Linked DNA regions of Homo sapiens: region 2 is linked to region 1. A link is an interaction called in ENCODE POLR2A ChIA-PET data of the cell type or tissue named here. Cell type or tissue: OCI-LY7. All regions are shown on one strand. Region 1 overlaps AUTS2 (activator of transcription and developmental regulator AUTS2). Region 2 overlaps AUTS2 (activator of transcription and developmental regulator AUTS2).

Evidence for each region. Peaks named below come from ENCODE experiments on the same cell type or tissue, not always from the same donor. Only the 100,000 strongest peaks of a DNase experiment are listed, where the experiment ranks them.
Region 2: POLR2A ChIA-PET joins it to region 1 with 5 read pairs; 2 of 35 experiments call an interaction of 5 or more read pairs at or near these places.

What each region holds. Positions count from the first base shown.
Region 1 is chr7:69,961,572-69,964,071 of GRCh38, forward strand. All of the region lies in intron 2 of AUTS2 (activator of transcription and developmental regulator AUTS2), which reads left to right. Among named protein-coding and RNA genes, the nearest start is that of AUTS2, 360 kb to the left of the region's middle. In OCI-LY7, no CTCF peak of the experiment used is centred here; a DNase peak (open chromatin) is centred at 1,400; H3K4me3 peaks cover 2,266 bases; H3K27ac peaks cover 2,500 bases.
Region 2 is chr7:69,777,585-69,780,084 of GRCh38, forward strand. All of the region lies in intron 1 of AUTS2 (activator of transcription and developmental regulator AUTS2), which reads left to right. Among named protein-coding and RNA genes, the nearest start is that of AUTS2, 180 kb to the left of the region's middle. In OCI-LY7, no CTCF peak of the experiment used is centred here; no DNase peak of the experiment used is centred here.

The DNA.
Region 1 (2,500 bases):
CTTCTCTTTTTATAGCAATGAAAGTATGAACAGATTCCAATGTGGGTTCTTAGCTCAAAATTCTCTGGCTCTAATGTCAGGCCAATTTATTTAGCTAGTTTATACAACTGGACATATTTCTATAATAGAAAAATGACTAAATGTTTCTTAACATATTGTTTACAGAGATAGAGCCCATGTTGTAAGGCTATGTAACTCTTCCTCTCAAAAGAAGATTATTGGTTTTAGCATGTTTTCCTCCCTTTAATTTAATCTTAAGCAGGTGAACCTTTTTGAGGGCTTTTTGGAAAGCTCTGAGGAAAAAAAATAAGAAAACTCATACAACCTCAAGGAATTCTAAGTATCAAGGAGCACCTCTGTGAAGGTGATTGGTTCAAGCATTGAACACTATTTTCTATCCTTCCACACATGGCAGGGCATTATTCATGTATCCAGCTCTGTGATAGCTTGTTTTTGCTTGCCCTGATGATACGTATGGCAAGGGAGGAATATTATCCAGGAGTGGACACTGTAGAGAGGGGAAGGAACCTTGGAACTGACCTTTATAGAGGCGGTTCTCATCCTCAACTCTTCTTCCTTACAAGATGGCTTGGTATCCCTTGAGATCATTCTCCCACCTTCAAAATCCTGGATGGGCCTCTTGCCTGGTTCCCTTAAGGACTCTAAACCACTTAGCTTGGAGCTGGTGCCATTTAATTCTGTTCTTGGCAGTGGGCCCTGGCTTCTTTCCTGCTAGGCCCTGTACCTCTTAGGAGCAGAGAAGAGGTCAGATGCAGATAATACAGGCATGATTTCTGCCTCCTGAAATGCTCAGATGATATGCACTTCTCCGTCCCCCTAAAGATTTAAGGAAGTACACATTTATCATGGGATGTAATGAGTAGGAAAGAGCATGGGGCTTTCTTTTTCTGCTGAATAGCAGATTGTAAGATAGAAACAGTTTTGTTTACAATTCAGCTCTATCTTTGTACTTTGCATTGCAGTTGAAGTTATTTTTAGCTTTACTGTTAAGCTAAACGTCTGAGTTGTTTCATTTGCAAATTCTTTCTTTGAGGGTCAGGGGAGGCTTTTGTAAAATGTTCAGGTCTGAGAGAATTTTGAGTTAGGTAAAGGTGAGTGTGTGCATGCATGCATGTATGTGTATGTGTGTGTGTGTGTGTGCACAGCTCGTGCATAAATGCCTGTGTGCTTGCTTGGGTAGGGACTAGGAGGGCTGAAAAAGAGAGAGAAAGTCATTCTTAGCAGAAGAAAAGCACGTACAAAGGGTGGAAGACGTACGGTTTTTGACAGATGAATGAATCCTTCTAAAGGTTTTGTAAGAGCTGTGACCAGCTCTGTTTGCTGAGAAAAGGGAAAGTCCTTGAGCACCCATCATACCTCTTCAGACTCTCTTAAAAAGCATTCAGATGTTCTGCCAGAGGAAATGATGTGTTCCAACTACAGCTGCAGTGGAGGGTTCTTTTTGTGCAGCTGAAGCAATTCCTCCACATAGATTGTCCCATTTTAACAGTAAACTGTCTGTTTAAAACAAAACAAAAAAGGTGGGTGGGAAATGGAAGGAGAAGGAGTTTATGCCAGGAAATGAAAATAAGTTGCTGCAGAAGCCTGTTTTGGTTGTGGTTTCAGAGTTAAGGATAAGTTATTAATAATAATAATAAGAGCCCACTTGATAGTTTGTTATATCTCTGTGTGTGTTTTTATGAACTTTTAATTTTCCAGAAAACATTAAAGATAAATTAGAGAACACACTCCTGTTGGAGGAGGTGACCATCTTGCAGCTACCAAACCATAGAATCTTTCACCACTTAACACCTTCCAAGGAACCGGGTAGACTTCTGGTGTCCTCTCTGGTCCTCTTCCCTTCCTTATAGGATGTCAGGCTTTGGACTTAATCAGAGGATAATTAAGGCTCTATCATAGCAGGTGAAGTTTCTGAGTGGAAGTCTAAGAAGTGATGTTTCTATAAGTGTCTTTAGCTGACTGAGCTACTAAGCAGAGGTTAGGAGGTTGTGATGTAATTTAAAGTGACATTGTGGTTACCTTTTATCAAGCTCAATTGTGAGCCTGGAGCTATGTTAACTGCTTCACAGCTATGAGCCTATTTAATTCTTACAGGAATCCTCATTTTAAGATAGGTTTGATTACCCTCCGTTTACAGATGGGGAACTTGAGGTAGAGAGATAAGTGGTTAGTTTGCAATTACACCCAGCATTTGGCATGGCTGGGATTGGAACCAGGGGCCTTCAGTCTTCAAAGCTCTTACATGTAACCACTGAGTGATGCATTGTACTCTCTCCTGTAAAGTAGCCTTTTCTCCCTGCTGCCACTGGTTCATTTCCTTTTCCTTTTTTAAGATGCTTTAAAAAGAACAAAAACCAATAACGTACCTCCTAAATTGAGGTTGATCTCCCTCCTTCCTATCCAATAAGTAATGTTCTAGACTCATGCAAATATTAGATATTTGGGAGAAAAAATGAATAGAACATGTCCCTCCTCTCTT
Region 2 (2,500 bases), 180 kb before region 1:
ATCTAAGACATATTTATTTCTTCAACTATGCCCAGGACAGTGCTTTGCATTCAATAGGTGACCAGTAAGTGTTGAGTTTTGTTGAATATAAAATTATTTACAAATGATTTTTTGTTTTTTCCCTTTAAAAATTAGGCTTCCGAGAAAACTTTGGGCTTCAGAGTCCCTGCTTCCAAGCCCCTCTTTGTAACACTCTATGAAATGAAAAGCATCTTTGGATGGTATGGGGAGAGCTGAACAATGTGAGGTGGGAGGGCGTTGGCCTTTAATCAGGTTTCTGGGGACAGATCACTCATGCTGGTTCATGCTGGCCCAAGGCTGTCTTCTTTCTTGTTTGTGGATGTGGGTTATGTTCCTATACTGAGATGTGCTGGATGAAAAGCTAATAAATATTAATGAAGCAGTTACTTCTGTCAGGCACAGTATTGGCTAGAGAGATAGGTAGAAATAAATAGAAAATACAGTTCTTGACTTTGAGAACCTTATTGTGTAATTGGAAAGGTAAAATGTAAATGCCTTAAAAGTTAATTAACAGTAATTCTTAAGGATCCTTAGATTGTCTAATACAGTGGTTCTCAAACATTAGTGTCCCTCAGAATCTCATGGAGAGTTATTAAAATACAAATCACAGGGCCTTATCCCCATATATATATATATATATATTTTTTTTTTTTTTTACTCATTTGGTCTGTGTCATGAGAATTTGCATTTCTCAGTTACCAGATATTGCTGGTCCATAGACCACACTTGGAGAACTACTGGTGTGGTGCAGTTATTCTCAACCTTGGCTGTATGTTAGAATCACCCAGGGAGTTTAAAAAAAAACCCATGCCAAGACCCCACCCACTGTAGACCACTTAAATCAGAATCTCAGTGGGGTAGGACCTAAGCATTTTTTTAAAGCTCCCCAGATAGTTGTAATGTGCAGTAAGGTTTGGGACTTACTGCTCTAACGTGTCAGGGCCACAGAACTTTGGATTCAGAGATATGATGTTACCATGGGCTGCAGCAGTGTGGACAGACCAGAGGAGTTAGCCTGATCTTAAAGAATGATAAATAAAGAAAAAGGAATGATTTTTGTTCTTGTAAAGTTAATGCTGGGAACAAGCCAGTTGGTTTTCTAGCTGTTTCTTGGGACAGACTGATGAGTTTGTGAGCTCTTAGGAGTCAGCATGATTTCCCATTCAGCGTGAGCTAATGAGTGGGACTGAGGTGTGGGTCACCACCATCAATAATAAGCATTCACTGACCACATTCTCTTTTTCCTGATATAGATGAGCTTGTGTTTATCCTAACAAGCTTAGATGTGTGTGTGTTTGGGGTGGGGTGTGGTTGTGGACTGTGCAATAGTGAGAGGCTGAACTTTGAAAAATGACTTTGCCATTTTTACATTTCATCTCTTTAAGCCTCTGTTTATTCATGTATAAAAGAAAGTACTACACATAGTTGTGAGCCTTTTTTTTTTTAAAAAAAAAAAAAAAAAAAAAAAAAGAGTCTGGGTCTTGCTATGTTGCCAAGGCTGGTCTTGAACTTCTTGGGCTCAAGTGATCCGTCTCTGCCTCCCAAAGTGCTGGGATTACAGGTGTGAGCCACCGTGCCTGTTTGTTAGTATGTGTGTGAATACTACTACAATTTTAGGAACACTGTTTTATTTATTTAGGGACCCCCAGAATCTATCAGTGAGCCTGACACATAGTGTCTGTGCAGTGAATCCAGATTGGTTGAATGAATTGGAAAGGTTATCTTTTCACATTGACTGCCCAGGCATTAGAAAGGATGGGAAGAGCTTGTTTCCTGATCTTTACAAAAAATGCTGCCACCTTGGGTTTTCCAACTTAGGCAAGAAATCTGTTATGTTCAAAATAAAGGAGTATAACTTAAAAAATATATAGATAGAAGCCAGGCGCAGTGGCTCACACCTGTAATCCCAGCACTTTGGAAGGCCGAGGAAGGCAGATCATGAGGTCAGGAGTTCGAGACCAGCCTGACCAATGTGGTGAAACCTTGTCTCAACTAAAAATACAAAAATATAGCTGGGCTTGGTGGCACATGCCTATAATCCCAGCTACTCAGGAGGCTGAGGCAGGAGAATCACTTGAACTCGGGAGGCGGAGGTTGCAGTGAGCCCGAGATTGCTCCACTGCACTCCAGCCTGGGTGACAGAACGAGACTCCATCTCAAAAAAAAAAAAAAAAATTAAAAAAAAATATATATATGGAAATACATTTTCTCAGTGTGTATACTAGTCATAGCTACCTGTGACTTATTCTTTATTTTGTGTATTTTTTTCAGACAGGGTGTTGCTCTGTCACCCAGGCTGGAGTACAGTGGTGCAATTAGAGCTCACTGCAGCCTGGACCTCCTGGGCTCAAGCAGTCCTTTCACTTCAGCCTCTGCAGCAGCTGAGACTACAGGTGTATGCCACCATGCCCAACTAAAATTTTCCATCTTTTCTAGAGATGGGGGTCTTTCTATGTTGACCAGTGTTCTTGAACTCCTG